Linked DNA regions of Mus musculus: region 1 is linked to region 2. Evidence: chromatin loops called from intact Hi-C (ENCODE). Cell type or tissue: heart. All regions are shown on one strand.

Region 1 (8,000 bases), 420 kb after region 2:
CCAAGATCCCCTAACCTGTCATCATTATAATTTACCAGAAAACGGTCTCCCGGTGTGGGCGGGATCATCAGATTCTTCCAAAGGAATTAGAAGAGGTCAAAACTTGGAAGGTTGGTGTGACAGTGTACTCGATCAGATGAAGAGAGAAGAGTATTCCTAATGTTGAACAAGAGACAATTGGCTAGTTTGTTCGGCCAGCCAACAGAAGGCTAATTCATGGTGTTGCTTGCCATCAATACGGGACTGAGCATAGAAATTCCTCACGCTCGCCTGGTACAGAAGTCTCTGTAACCACAGTCCCTCTCCACCCCACCCAGCCCCGCCCTATTCCACACTTTCCTCCCACAGTGCTGAGTGAACAAAATTATGTTTAAGACACAAACTAAAATCCGCCTGTGTCCTTTGGCCTATCTTAAGATTCCTAGGCCATTGAGCTTTCCAGGGGAAGACTTGTAAGAAGATACTATTGAGAAGTTAAGTCTAGTTTGAAAGCCATGCTTGAGGTCTTGGGTTCAATTCCTAGTAATGAGGCAAAAACAAAATTGAAAGCTGAGGCTATAAAACTAAGTGAGATGTATATCTATCTATCCATCTATCAGAAATTTATCTGATAGGTGGATGGCTAGCTAGCTAGAGTGCTGGCTTAGCATTTGCAAATCTCAGTCACCAGCACAAAAACAGAGAAATGTATATGAAAAGATGGATTGAAAGGAGAGGAGAATTATGTACATTCTAGAGTCAGATTGGGACTGGAAAGAGAGCTCAGCAGTTAAGAGCACTGACTGCTCTTCCAGAGATTCTGAGTTCAAATCCCAGCATCCACATGGTGGCTCACAACCATCTGTAATGGGATCTGATGCCCTCTTCTGGTGTGTCTGAAGACAGCTACAGTGTACTCACATACATAAAATAAGTAACTAAATCTTTTTTTAAAAGTCAGAATTTGGAGGCAGTGATGGAAGGTAGTGATGGAAGGCAGATATGGGAAAGAATAGAAGTGCCTATGTGAATGTGAGGCATGGTGGCTGAAGCCTTTGACCCCAGCACTCAGGAGGCCGAGTCTTCCAGACCAGCCTGATATACATAGCAAGCTCCAGGTCAGCCAGAGCTATAGTGAGACCCCATCTTATTTTAAACTTGTGTGTGTCTAGTCTGGATAATAGGAACTATTATACTGAGCAGAGTTAGCCCCGCCTGTCTCCTAAGGTCTTGCTACTCACCTTTCCAGTCCTATATCCAACAGCCACCATGAATATCACCTGAATCTTCCAAACACAGGTTGTTGTTTTTAGCCCACCAACCTATCCTATATCCCAGAACACTTCTCACATATGAATTATTATAATCTCCTTGCTGCCATCTTGGCTCCAATCCATTCTCTACAGCGCAACCAGATCTTAGTAATGCAATTATTGGTCACTTTATTCTTTTAAGGGTTAAATGACTCCTCATCTTCACCAAGTTGGTGCCATAGTTTTTAAGTTGATATGTAAGGCCAGGCCCAACCTCTCTCCTACTAATCTCTCAAGCCTTCCCCTAGTGCATTTCCTTCTTTTTTTCTTTCCTTTTTTTTTTTTTTTGGTGGGGGAGAGGGGCGGGGGGATGGGGTTCTTTTTTTGTTTTGTTTTTTCGAGACAGGGTTTCTCTGTGTAGCCCTGGCTGTCCTGGAACTCACTCTGTAGACCAGGCTGGCCTTGAACTCAGAAATCCACCTGCCTCTGCCTCCCAAGTGCTGGGATTAAAGGCGTGCGCCACCACGCCCAGCTTCTTTCTTTCTTTTTCTTTTTTCTTTTTTTAATTCTCCCCACCCCCCCCCCAAAAAAAAAAAAAAAAAAAAAAAAAAGACAGGGCTTCTCTGTGTATCCCTGGCTGTCCTGGAACTTGCTCTGTAAACCAGACTGTTCTCAAACTCAGAGATCCAACTGCCTGAGCTTTCTGTGTTCCAGGTGGCGTGGTACAATGAACTCCTGCCTCCAGCCTTCCACTTGCCCTTCCCAGGACCTACCCTGGCCTTCCTGGTACTCAGCACACCTGCTATGTTTGACAGAGCCCTCAAACCCTTCTTAAAGAGCTGCCACTTCCAAACACTGAGAGACCCGGTGGATCAATGTGTGTCCTACCACCTGAGGAGTGTTACAGAGGTAATGTGGAACTTTCCTTCAACTCCCAAATCCACATCTGCTTCCCTGTTGACCTAGCTTAGGGCACAATCTAGCCTTAGGGCTAGGAGCCCTGACATTCTGCAACTTCTTTTTTTTTTTTTTTTTTTTTAAAGATTTATTTATTTATTATATGTAAGTACACTGTAGCTGTCTTCAGACACTCCAGAAGAGGGGGTCAGATCTTGTTACAGATGGTTGTGAGCCACCATGTGGTTGCTGGGATTTGAACTCCGGACCTTCGGAAGAGCAGTCGGGTGCTCTTACCCACTGAGCCATCTCACCAGCCCCCTATTCTGCAACTTCTTACACCCAGGTTTTACCCTTTCCTTTAGCAGACTCCCCATCTGAAATCAGTTTCGTAGGGTGACTACACTGATAGACAACTAGAGGAACCTCTAGTCTTAATCTTTTTACAAATCTTTTTTTTCCTTTGTTTTTATTTATTTATTATATGTAGGTACACTGCGGCTGTCCTCAGACACTCCAGAAGAGGGAGTCAGATCTCATTATGGATGGTTGTGAGCCACCATGTGGTTGCTGGGATTTGAACTCCTGACCTTCGGAAGAACAGTCGGGTGCTCTTACCCACTGAGCCATCTCACCAGCCCCTCTAGTCTTAATCTTAAAGATGTTGGAATATTAGTAATCCAACATCTTTAGTCATTGGTCATTGACTTTAGTCATTGGGTTCTATGCTGTCTGTGGAGCCTTTGAAGGCAGAAGACTATTTCCCAGCCTGTACTCATTTATATACACATAAATCTTTACATATACATTCTAGGTCTTTCCACTCTAGAATTGCCACAGACAACTCAATAACTCCTATAATGGAGGCTTCTGAGCAAGGCTTTTATATTTCCTTTCAAGCACAGGCCCTTCTGAGGGGGCAGAGAAACTCTAAAATCCTTCACTTTGTAGCTCCTTAGGTTAAAGTTGTTTTTCCTTCAAACAGACATTTAATGGTGAATTCCAGCAGTAGAGAGATAGAGGCAGGAGAATCAGGAATTCATGATCATCTTTAGATATATAAAGCATGTTCAAGGTCATTCTGACCCGGTCACACACACACACAAACAAACAAACAAACAAAAAAATCCCCTTGGGCTTATAAAAACAGAAGGCATATTAATACATAACTTAGGACTTAGAACAAAATCATGACTCCCATCATGCTAACAAGCGCCCTGTATTCTGTTCCAGAAGTTTCCAGAAGTGCATATGGAAGTCATTGCTGACTATGAGGTACACCCCAATCGGCGACCTAAGATTCTCGCCCAGACAGCAGCCCATGTGGCAGGTGCTGCTTATTACTACCAACGACAAGATGTGGATGCAGACCCATGGGGGACCCAGGTTAGAGAGTGAATGTGAATGAGTGGGTGGGGACCAAGGGAAAGGATAGTAAAGGCTCCTAAAGGATCCCCTACAATATAAGGTCTGTATAAGTGCTGAGATTAAAGGTGTGCCCCACCACTGCCCGGCTAGATTTTTTTTTTAAAGATTTATTTATTTATTGTATGTAAGTACACTGTAGCTATCTTCAGACACACCAGAAGAGGGCATCAGTTCTCGTTACAGATGGTTGTGAGCCACCATGTGGTTGCTGGGATTTGAACTCAGGACCTTCAGAAGAGCAGTCAGTGCTCTTCACCACTGAGCCATCTCTCCAGCCCTAGATTTCTTAATTTAATAGAAGGGACAGAGCCTTCTGCATGGAATGAGTGTGCACTGAGTGGGAAAGAATTAGAAAAAGATTAGGAACATTTGTTGCTTTTGTATGAACCATGTTCAATCCCAAGCACTCACGTGGCTGCTCAGAACCATCTGCAACTCGTTTTTAGATTGACACCCTCTGCTGGCCGCTGTGGGTACTGCTTGCATGCAAGCAAAACACTCATACCCATACTTGGGGGATAAAAAGTTTCCAATAGTCGTTGAACCTAGTGTCAAAATGACCTCTGTAACCCTGCTTTTTCTTTGTCCTCTCCCCAGCACATAGCAGGTGTGTGCATACACCCCCGATTTGGGGGCTGGTTTGCCATCCGAGGGGTTATGTTGCTGCCAGGGATTGAAGTGCCAAATTTGCCACCCAGAAAGCCCCCTGACTGTGTGCCTACAAGAGCTGGCCGCATCACTCTGCTTGAAGGTTTCAATTTCCATTGGCGGGACTGGACTTACCGTGATGCTGTGACTCCTGAAGAACGGTACTCCGAAGAACAGAAGATCTACTTTTCCACCCCACCTGCCCAACGCTTGGCCCTATTAGGCTTAGCCCAACCCTCAGAACACCCTAGCACTACATCTGAGCTTCCTCTTTCCTTGCTTACTAAACCTCAGAATTCCAGGAGAGCTCGAAGCTGGCTGAGTCCAAGTGTCTCACCACCTGTATCCCCAGGCCCTTGATAACTTTTCCCCTTCAGGATCCCACTCATAGTAGATTTATTTTAAGTAGGATTTGGGTTTTGAAAAAAACACTTTCTCCTTTTTTAGTTTTTTTGAGACAAGGTTCCTCTATGTAGCTCAGACCAGGTTGGCCTCAAGCTAAGAGAGATCCATCTGCCTCTGTCTTCTCCAGAGTGCTGATTTTTTGCACTGTGGAAAAACCATTTTATTTTAGGTAGGATTTCCTGATAATAGTGCTTCAGACAGTCAAGACTCAATTTACATTGGTCAAGATAAATCATATGCCAAGGCAGACTCAAAAATCAGCAGTTGACTTCAAATATTAGACTCATGCCCATTACTATTTTTTTGTTTTTGTTTTTTGTTTTTTCAAGACAGGGTTTCTCTGTGTAGCCCTGGCTGTCCTGGAACTCACTCTGTTGACCAGGCTGGCCTCAAACTCAGAAATCCACCTGCCTCTGCCTCCCGAGTGCTGGGATTAAAGGCGTGCACTACCAAGCCCGGCTTTGTGTAGTACTCTTAAGATACTATTTAAGAACCATGGTTCTCACTGTTCGTTCCTAAAGCTGCTATCATTTAATGCAGTTCCTCATGTTGTAGTGACCGCAACCATAAAATTATTTTTGTTGCTACCTAATAATTTTGCTAGTTATGAATCAATTGTCTTAGGGAATCCAGTGAAAGGGTTGTTCAACAACCCCTGGGGGCTGAGAATCACAGATTTAGCAGCTCCTAGGGGTACCCACCACATTGAGCTATGCTGAATTAATATTTAAGTAAACTACATTGAAACTGCCCCGACCTACAGTGTGCTATTACTAAAGGCTCAGGCAATCTTATACTTATGCTCAAATAGATGTACTTTGAATTCTGGAATGTTGGAAGGACATGATGTCATAGGATTATTTTGTCAACCCTAACCAAGAATCCAGAAGAAACTTCCTGACTTTACAGGATCAGAAAGGAATATTCTCTCATCACAGCTAAAATACAAGTAGTTGAATACAATCATATCCAAAGCCACCAACTTTGTTTGCCTGTTTGTTGATTCCAGAGATAGTTTCCCAATTCTGATATTTCAAATTTCACTCCCAGGGTCCAGGGAGGTTAGTTGGTAAATTGTAATGTGCTGTTTTTACTTGTTGAAAACTAAAACAGGAGACAGACCAGTCTCAGACTCAATCATGTTTCCTTGAACAGGAATCCACCCCCGCCCTCCAAACCCTGCAACAGGGAGGGAGAAGCAAACTACTGAGGGTATTAAGGGATCTGCAACCCTATAGGTGGAACAACATTATGAACTAACCAGTACCCCGGAGCTCTTGACTCTAGCTGCATATATATCAAAAGATGGCCTAGTCGGCCATCACTGGAAAGAGAGGCCCATTGGACTTGCAAACTTTATATGCCCCAGTACAGGGGAACACCAGGGCCAAAAAGGGGGAGTGGGTGGGCAGGGGAGTGGGGGTGGGTGGATATGGGAGACTTTTGGTATAGCATTGGAAATGTAAATGAGTTAAATACCTAATAAAAAATGGAAAAAAAATATCTAATAAAAACTAAAATAAATTATTAAAAAAAAAAAAAAAGAAAGAAAGAAATTACACCCAGGAAGGAGAGAGGTTAAGGGCACTGGATACTCTTGTAGAAGTCCTGAGTGATTCCCAGCAATCACATGATGTGACCTGGTGCTGTCTTCTGGCCCGCAGGTATATGTGCGGGGAGACCATGTGTATACATGACATGTATATAACATGTATATAGTAAATCTTAAAAATGCATCCTGAAAACTGGTAGGTGTAACATTTCCAAGGTTAGTGTTACTTATTCCGTGATATAAAAATGTAGTGGCAAAAGGGAAAAAGAAGCCCTAATAACTTTTTCAAGCACTTTGCTGTGCCCTGCCCAGAACTCCAATGTTCCATACTTTGGTTGCTGGGAACAAGGGGACAATTATTGGAGCTTATTGGCCAGCAAAGCTCAGTAAGCACCCAGTTCAATTAAGACTGCCTCATCAGGTGGCTCACAACTGCTTCTCATTCCAGCCCCAAAAGGTCAGACACATTCTTCTGGTCTACAAACAAGCGAAGTGTTACCATGTAGCCTAATCTAGCACTCATCTATGAGATTAAAACTTGACAGGCCCAGTGGTCATTCCTTTTTCCTCCTAGATTACATTCATATTTGTGGGAGAGAGGCATATCACAGTGCATTTATGAAGTCAGAGGACAACTTGTAGGAAGGAGTCAATTGTCTCTTCTTCCACCATGTGGCAAGTATCTTTAATGTGGTGGTTTGAGTAGGCACAGTCCCTAGACTGTTTTTGACTGCTCGGCCATAGGTAATTGCACTGTCAGTAAGTGTGGTCTTGGTGTGAAGTGTCACTGTGGGAACAGGCTTTGAGGTGTCCTATACTCAAACCACACCCAGTGTGGCACACACATCTTTTTCTGCTTAGAACTCACAACTCCTTAGCCAGCACCATATCTTCCTGTACTGTGCCATGTTTCTCACCATAATGGACTAAATAATGACTATAAGCCAGCCCCAATTAAATGTTCTCCTTTTTTAGAGTTGCCATGGTCAGAGTCTCTTAACAGCAATAAAACTCTAAGATACCCAATGAACTTCTTATTGGCCAAGTCCTATTTATTTTGCAGAGCAGACAGACACTAGGCATTTATCCTAAGAAGCAAAAATTCTGTTCCATGCAACCCTCCCAGCACTAAACAGCTCAAATAAATCTTTCCCAGACTTGCCTATAACCCAGCAAACATGAACTGCAGTGCAATGGCTGAGAGGACAGCAGGGCTTGGGTCTGCTTTTCAATCTAAAATATTGTTAAACTAAAAACTTTCTTCTGTGTGGGTATGTGTACTGAAGCCTTTTTTTCCCTTTAAAGACCAGGCCTAATGCATCACACAGGTGAACCTCTGATCCTTTTGCCTTCAGTTCACTAGTACTGAGATTACAGGTGTGTACTATCACACCTTGTTTACATGGCAATAGGGTTATAACAAGGCTTGTGCACACTAAACGTAATAGTTAACTTCTGTCAACTTGACAGTATTTTTTTTTCATTTATTCATTCACCCAGGAGAAGAAACCTCAATTTAAACATTTCCAAGATTAGAGTGGTCTGTGGGACATTTTCTGCTTCAGTTCCTCCTTGAAGTCCTACCCTGACTTTACCTCAGGTATGACTGTGACCAGGAAGTATAAGCCAGATACTTTTTAGTTGCTGTGTTCAGCAACAAGTAAAACAGAATACCAGGCAAGCACTCTACCAAAAGCTTTGTCTCCAGACCTGAGGCACCTTTCAACCTTTCAAACCCAATTTTCTAAGAAAAACAGGGGCTTTGGAGATAGTTCAGCTGTGACATGCTTGTGAGGAAGCAATTTACTCCATGGAACTCCCATTTAAAAAAAAAAAAA
Region 2 (8,000 bases):
AGCTGCTGCCTGGGCAGATTCCCAACCTGGGCCTCATCCACCACCAGCCTCTCCCGGGATCATAGGCCTTTCTAGCCCCAGCTTCTTCTCTGGGTCCTGTCTGCATCTGCATCCCTTTCCTGAACCTCAGGCCTTCTTTAAGGACCTGGGCCTTTCTGCTCCTATATTTTAGCTCCTCGGCAAACAGGCCTCCAGCTCCTGCCCTCCCTCTCAGGTCTTTCTTGGCCTGGCTAGGCCTTCTAGACTGTTCCACCCTTTAACCTACTGCCCACTGCACTTATGGAGAACCCAGGACTGGTGGTACGTGGGCAGGCTGCACCCTTTTCCACAGCACTTCGAAGCCTCATCAACAACCCCCAGTACAGGTGAGGCAGTGGCCCCCTGGGGGGTTTTCCCTAGCTGGCCTGTGAATTTGAGGAGGCTAAGGGCAAGGAAGCCCGGGAAAGAACACTTGGCCTCCCTGGGGAACTCAGTCTGTGAGGAAGTCAGCTATAGAGGAAATTTACTTGTCTGTGGCCACACTACCCTGAGAGTCAGAGGCGGGGGTAGTGGCAGATAGAAGGGAGGGCAGCTGTGTGAACTCAGGCAATGCCTGAGTTCTCTGGCTTCTCCTCCACCCCCTCGGCCCTGAAAGATGGGTTATGATTTGATTCACCCCCATTGGGCTTTCGACTGAGCACTGGAACGTCTTATCTTGAAGAGACAGAGGTATGGATGGCTCTAGCGATTCATAAGAGGAACGAAGCCCAAAGGATCGAGCCGGAGACCCAGACAGGAAGTAGTTCAAGGTTTCCGACCACCCACTGCTTGCCCAAGAGACTAGTGCTGTCTGAAACCAGGAATAGAGTTCACTGGGGGCAGGGCTGGTCATGGGAGACAAGAACTCTGTTTCCCATCCCCAGACTCTCAGAGGCTGCCCTGCTCCCCAGGGTTAAGACTGCCATAATTCTCGGTTTTTTGAGGACAGGGTGCCACAGTCTGGCCTGAAGAGTGGAGCCTTAGGCAGGAGGCTTTGGAAGCTGAAGCGCTCGCTGCTGCCTCCTACCCCTACTTAACACAGAGGCTGGGGCCGGAAGTGATTATGAAGATGGAAAATGTGGTCTCACCTCATGATGGTGATCACTGTCATGTCTGTCTGCAGTCAGTGTGCTCTGTACCCCACATCCTCACACCCTCCCACAGGAAGAAGGGTAAAAATGCTGAGTTGGCATTTGGTGAAGGCGTCCCAAGAGGAGTGTCCTCTCCCCCAAGATTCAGACTGGGGAGACATCAACCTGGCTTGCATGAGCTCTGCTATCCCCCTACCCCCCCATCCCCCCGCCCCCTGTGAACCAAGCATAGTCCACTCCCTTGAGACCTGCCATCATGGCTGAAAAGTCTTAGAGTCAAAGATATAAAGTCACCGAGTGGAACTGAGACTAGAGCACAGGCTTGTGTCTTCCAGATGTAGGCTTTGACCTCACACAAAAAGAAGCCCTAGTGTGACAGAGGTAAAGCCAACAGTGTGATCTAGGTCTGAGATCCCCTCCCCTGGCCCTCCCTCTCTTCCACAGTGATATTTGCTTTGTGGTTGGTCAAGAACGGCAAGAGGTATTTGCCCACCGGTGCTTGTTGGCCTGTAGATGTAACTTCTTCCAGAGACTTTTGGGCCCTGGGGTACCTAGTCCTGTGGTGCTAAGCACTGTGCCTGCCGAAGCCTTCTTAGCTGTGCTGGAGTTCCTATACACCAACAGTGTCAAGCTGCACCAACACTCTGTGAGCCTACCAAGCAGAGGTCTGGGTGGGAGAGAAGATGAGGATGCCCGAGTCAGAAGGATGCCCATTATGCTGTGGGTTGAGGGGTGGGGGAAACTCCCTTCTGCTCCCTCAGCCACTCCCCTCTCCCTCCTCGCCCCCCCCCCCCCCCCGCAGGTGCTGGAGGTGCTGACAACAGCTGTGGAATATGGGCTGGAGGAACTTCGAGAGGTGAGTGTCTCAGGCAAGCCATCTTGTCTCCCTTGCCTTTCAGTTCATCGTCTCCTTCATAGTCTGACCTTCTCACACAGAGTATGATAGCTCTCTGTGTACACAGGATCTGTACATGCTCAGTGTGTGCTGAGTGAGCACAGGAAGTATTTATGGCTGGTTCTTCAGTGCAACGGTGAATTGGCTTTGGCCCATGATTGAATGGAAGGAGAGACATGAAAATGCTTAACATATATGGAGGCTTTGTGCTTCTGGCTTAGGGAGGATGGCAAGGTTAAGGCCAGCCTGAACTACCTAAGGAGTTCCAGGCTAGCCTGAGCTACAGAGTAAGAGTCTCAAAACCCTAGACTTAAAAGTAGGGGTCTAAGTGTGATGGGCAAACAGCTGATGTGTGGAGAGAGATTCTTGGAGAAGGAAACCTTTGTGTCAGAGCTGGAAGAACAAATAGGGTTTTGTTCAGGGGTGGGAAGATGACATTACAGTCACAGGACACTCAAGGAACTCCTTAGCTGTGTGGTGGACTGGGAACTTGGGTGTGGGGTGAGCTGGGAAGGGTACCAGGAAGCTGATTCACACAGGTGCTTCAAGAATCGGGACTTGCCGGGCGTTGGTGGTGCCCGCCTTTAATCCCAGCACTTGGGAGGCAGAGGCAGGCAGATTTCTGAGTTCAAGGCCAGCCTGATCTACAGAGTGAGTTCCAGGACAGCCAGGGCTACACAGAGAAACTCTGTCCAAAAAAAGGAAAAAAAAAAAAAAAAGAATCGGGGCTTTAGGCTGGGAGTGTAGGTCAGTGGCAGAGCACTTGCCTAGCATACTATAGGCTCTGGGTTTAATTCCTAGCACCAGCCAGGTGTGGTGGTGGTATGTACCTATATATCCAGCACCCAGTAGGCAGAATAGAGGAGGATAATTCTAAGCTCAGGGCTAACCTTGTCCACAGAGTGAGTTCTAAGCCAGCCAGGGCTACACAGCAAGACCCTGTCTCAACTCTTCCTTCCCTGGACTTTTGACGCAAGGATAGTGGAGATTCATTGAAAGTTTTTGGCAAGGGAAAGGGACTGAGAGAAGAGGGAAAGGAAAGGGCCTGTCAGATCAGTGCAGAAATCCAGAGGGTGTGGCCGAGGAGGAAATGGCAGTCCACAAGAGGTAGGTGGCCCTGAGAAGGGACAGCTGGCACTGCCCAGTGCCTTTTTGGAGGAAGAGACTGGAGTTTTTGGATGAGTTTTACCAGAGACAAGTGTACCAGAAGGTGCTTTGCTGGCCTCCAGGCCCTCTGGGCTTGCTAAATTACAGGTCTGAACAATTGCATCTGTTTTCCAAATCTGGGCGCTCAAGGTGGCGCTGGGGCTGCTGGGAGTCTGAATGAGTCATTGCTCCAAGCTCCATTGTTTCTGGGATAGGACTTGGAGTCTTGACACCGGCACACAGGTCGCTTCATTTCTGTCCCCAGCTCTGCCTGGAGTTTGTGGTGAAGGTGTTGGATGTGGAGCTGGTCTGTGAGGCTCTGCAGGTGAGTACTGATGAGCAGCCCTGTGGATGAATCTGATGTTTAGAATGTGGTCCTCCAATGGCCTATAGAATGGCCTCCTCCGTCAGAAGCCCGGACTGGTCTGTCTGTTAAAGAACAATATGTGCTCAAGGATATGCTTATGAAAGAAATTCTGCCTGTGCTCAGATCTGTAGGGTACAGAGTATATCAGTAAGGTCATATGTAGGACGAATAGGCTGGGAAAGGCAGGTGTGATGACACACACCTTTAACTCCAGTACTTGGAAAGCAGAAGCCAGAGTTCGAGACCTGCCAGGGCTACATAGTGATCTATTAAGAGTGGGAAAAAAGAGGTTGAAAGATGGTGGTGCATGCCTTTAATCCAAGCAGAGGCAGGTAGATCTCTGAGTTCAAGGCCAGCTTGGACTACAGAGTGAGTTCCATGACAACCAAGGTTACCTAGAGAAACTCTGTCTTGAAAAACAACAACAAAACAATTCTAAACATGGATAGTAGAAAGGTGGGGGTGTGGAGTTTAGAAGCCAAGCTTGGGCTCAAAGATGGAGTTTGAAAGACCTGAACATGGTCTCCTCTACCCCACACCTGTGTGCTCTGCACAAGGCACTTTGCCTACTTTCAGGAGACACTGCAGGTGCTGCTAGCCTTCTGTTTAGATTGTGCTCAGTGGCAGTACCTTGTGTGCAAATCTGGGTTATCCAGCTTCTTCAGTCTCTAGCCTAATCATACTCTGCTCTCAGGTTGCTGTAACCTTTGGCCTGGGGTCACTACAGGAGCGGTGCATAGCCTTTATAGAAGCTCACAGCCAGGTACAACTCCCCATCCTTATACTTGTAACTTGTAGCCCCCCCATGCCATTTTTTCTCTGCCCTGACCGACACACCGGCCCATAGGAGGCGCTCCGCACCCGTGGCTTTCTGGAGCTGTCCGCCACCGCGCTGCTGCCTGTGCTACGCAGTGACAAGCTCTGCGTGGATGAGACTGAGCTAGTCCAGGCAGCCCGAAGCTGGGCACGCGTGGGCGCCGTGAGTGGGACCTGGGGGGAGGGCGAGGACACCGAAACGGTGCAGGCCACGGGAACTCTGTAAGCGGGCAGCAGGCACGTGCTCAAGGCTCGCTTCCACAGGCGGTGTTAGAGCAACCCGTGGCTGAGGTGGCAGCTCCAGTGGTCCGAGAGCTGAGACTGGCTTTGCTTGCCCCGGCGGAGCTAAGCGCCCTGGAAGAGCAGAACCGACGGGAACCGCTCATCCCGGTGCGGACGCCAGTAACCAAACTCAGATCCACTCTGCCACGTGGGAACGAGGAGCAAGGGCGGGAGGCTTGGGACTTCGGTCTGCGTGGTGACCCGCTTTCCCCTACAGGTTGAACAGATTGTGGAGGCATGGAAGTGTCACGCCCTACGGAGAGGAGATGCGGCCCGGAGCGCGCCGTGCCGCCGGCGGAGGGGTACCCGGCCCCGGGATCACCATCGCTTTCTGGACCTTCGTTTCAAATGATCCACTTCCGGACCTTCCCAGGAAGTTGACTACATCCCAAACTACAGCTCCCGAGGTGCTCTGCGTTGGAGGTGGGCTTCCGCTCCCAGCAAGCTCAGCCGCCGGATACGGGAAGGACCGCTCTGCGTCTAGAGTGAAACCTAAGCCTCTGTGGAAGAGTAGGGATTGCGCAATGGGCCCAAAGTTGTGGCTTGGGTGATGTCCTGAGACCGGAAACGAGGGTGGCCTTTGTTGCATAAGCTCATGCGGCATTCTGCAAGTCGATCATTCCTCTACGCCCCTCTACTCGGATGACGCGATCTCTATGTAGCTCATCCTCTTTAACAAATCAGCTTCAGGCTCAGCGCAAATTCGAGCTTCTCACCATCTTTCCCAACCCTGGAAATAGTGTTAATCTTTTGTGCGGATCTGGAACCCGGACCTCATTCTTGCCTACCTCATGCCTTTTCTCCCTTCTAGGGTCTCTTCTGCTGTTACCCTAGCCAGTGCCCCTCACTCCTTTCTCTGTCAGGGGACAGTATCCATCCCTATGATGGTCCCATCGCTTTGATTGTCAAGCTTTTCCTCCTGAGCCCTTTAACGTCCATACTGCTTTCCAGGACAGCCTACAAAATTTCCTTGAGATTTAGCAATCCTAAACTCTGCGTTTGGGAGTTCCAGAATTATTGGGGGGTGGGATGGGTTGTCGACAATCTCTCACTGTAACCCCATCTGACCTAGAGCTATTTAGGACAGACTAGCTTTGAACTCACTGCGCTCCGACTGCCTCTGCCTCCCTGGTACAGAGATTAAAGGCGTGTACTATCGCTCCTAATTCTGGCTTTACATAAAAATATATTGCTTATGAATTAAAGATGAATATTTGTATTCTGTCAAGATGGAAAAGGTGGCTGCCCAGTGGGACCACTCCTGGCACCCTTCTTTGGATCATGAACACTGAAAGTAATTTGCTGCTTGCTTGCCTGTTCCATGCTTTTGCTTCCTTTACATCAACTTTAGAAGCCATGTACTAATCTGTACTAATACTGCGCTTCCATTAGCTTTGCTGTATTGTGATGAAAAGGCTTTTGAAATTATTATTATTTTATTTTATTTTATTTTTTTGGTTTTTTTGAGACAGGGTTTCTCTGTGTAGCCCTGGCTGTCCTGGAACTCACTTTGTAGACCAGGCTGGCCTCAAACTCAGAAATCCGCCTGCCTCTGCCTCCTGAGTGCTGGGATTAAAGGCGTGCACCACCACGCCCGGCCTCTAAATTATTTTTGGGAGCTTGGAGAGTCTTCAGATTGCTTTAAAGCACCCATCCTTTTCCTTGAGGATAGAAAGCTTTTGTTCATGCAGGCTGTCTTCTGGACATGTGTTCTGCGAGGCAAGCATAGCATGGCGGCATACATAGGTAAATGTCAGCACTTGGGAAGTGGACGGAGGAGGATCAGCAGTTTGAGGCTAGCCTAGGTTAGTTACAAGGTGAGACCTGTTTCAAAAAATAAACTGAGCATGATGTTACACAGCTTTAATGTCAGCATTCAAGTTTCTGGTTTGGTAAATCAACTTTGGGAATGTTGGTAAACAGAACTGACCGAGTGGAACCCTGGACCGCAGCCACTGTTCTCCCTGGTTCTCTTGACAATTGCTTGACTGGGACCTAGCTCTGTCTTCCCTCCTAGGGTCTGGGTTTGGTAAATTGTTGCTTCTAATGTTACTGTTTTGTTTTCAGAGAGGGGCAGAGCACCCCATTTAGACTGAGCAGCACAGGACAGCTCTCAGGCAGTAGCCGGACCACACAGGAGCCGTATTACTACCCCTTGTGCAGGTCTCATCTCTGCTACTTTTTTTATTTTCTTGGATTTTGAGAAAGGGTCTCTCTGTTTAGCCCTGATTGTTGAAATCACTACATCCACCAGGCTGGCCTTGAACTCACAGGCTGGTCTTAAACTCATAGCAGTTCTCCTGTTTCAGCCTTCCGAGGATACCAGTGACATTACCAGTGTGAGCTGCTACACTCAGTAGCATCCAGTTCTTCTTGAAGGATGGCTTGGGGTTAGGACAAAGGAAGTCGAGGAAGACTCTATGTAGAGCCAGGCCATGGGGGTGGGTGCACACCTTTTATCTGAGCACTCGGGAGGTAAAGGTAGGCAGATCTCTGAGTTCTAGACCAGCCTTGTCTACAGAGTTCCAGAACACCCAAAGCTACACAGAGAAGCCCTGTTTCAGAAACAAACAAACAGACAAAACAGGTCCTAGGCAGAAGAAATGACACGTTCAAAGTTATGGTGATACAAATATTAGTGAAGTATTCTTGTCCAGAAGTGTGGTGTGTTTTTAGAAGGCTGTGTTTGGCAGTGGAGGCTAGCCCTAGTGGAGCTTGGAAAGGGATTGAGTTTAAGCTAAGGACTAGGGAGCCGTGAAAGGCTGCTAAGCCAGAAGGTAAAGTAGGGCTAGGTGCTACGCAGGTTGAGCTGACTTTACAAGTATGGAACTTCTCACCCCAGGCTAGATGAGATCAGTGGCCAAGGCTGACTGTGCCTGGGGGTTCAGCTCTGACTGGACTTGCTTAGTGACACCTTCATTCTTCAGGACCACACTGATCATGCAATCAGGGTAAAAACTTTCAACACAGCTGTGAACAATGTTTCTGAAAGGAACCGCGCCTTCTGCGAGGCTGATTAAGTGATCAGGACCACATGATGTGGGGCGGTTGGAATGCTCCAAATCTAGAGCCATTTTATCTTGGAACATCTTTGGCCCCCACAAGAGCCATTTATTGTCCTCCGAAGGTGACATCACATCTTTGTGACTATTAGGCAAATCTTTTGAAATGTACAAGTTCCTAGTTTCTAACCAACAGAAGGGCCCAGGACACTGACAGCATCTGTGGTTGAAATGCTGCTCTTTGGTCTGTGGTAACCTTGGCCACCTAAAGTTTCCATCAATGTGTCATACAGATTCGTTTATTTATTTAAAAGATTTACTATTTGGTAGACACTGTAGCTGTCTTCAGACACCCCAGAAGAGGGCATCAGATCATATTACGG

The links. A loop is a pair of places that touch in the nucleus more often than their neighbours do. Peaks named below come from ENCODE experiments on the same cell type or tissue, not always from the same donor. Only the 100,000 strongest peaks of a DNase experiment are listed, where the experiment ranks them.
Region 1: it touches region 2 in a loop (2.0-fold over the local background); 4 of 42 quality-filtered maps call a loop at or near these places.

Annotation. Positions count from the first base shown.
Region 1 is chr4:116,700,022-116,708,021 of GRCm38, reverse strand. It overlaps Mmachc (methylmalonic aciduria cblC type, with homocystinuria), which reads left to right. Exons shown (of 4, transcript NM_025962.3): 2 at 1,947-2,141; 3 at 3,363-3,515; 4 at 4,155-5,588. The coding sequence ends at 4,565. Among named protein-coding and RNA genes, the nearest start is that of Mmachc, 4.4 kb to the left of the region's middle. In heart, CTCF peaks have their summits at 838 (motif pointing left) and 4,033 (motif pointing left); a DNase peak (open chromatin) is centred at 4,021; H3K4me3 peaks cover 698 bases; H3K27ac peaks cover 427 bases.
Region 2 is chr4:117,117,694-117,125,693 of GRCm38, reverse strand. It overlaps Btbd19 (BTB (POZ) domain containing 19), which reads left to right and starts at 36. Exons shown (of 8, transcript NM_001384196.1): 1 at 36-365; 2 at 1,554-1,755; 3 at 1,912-1,965; 4 at 3,416-3,475; 5 at 4,212-4,280; 6 at 4,365-4,496; 7 at 4,598-4,723; 8 at 4,833-6,475. The coding sequence starts at 280. The coding sequence ends at 4,967. It also overlaps a transcript of Tctex1d4 not described here. In heart, a CTCF peak has its summit at 4,357; DNase peaks (open chromatin) are centred at 453, 803, 4,573, 5,113 and 2 weaker places; H3K4me3 peaks cover 2,016 bases; H3K27ac peaks cover 3,257 bases.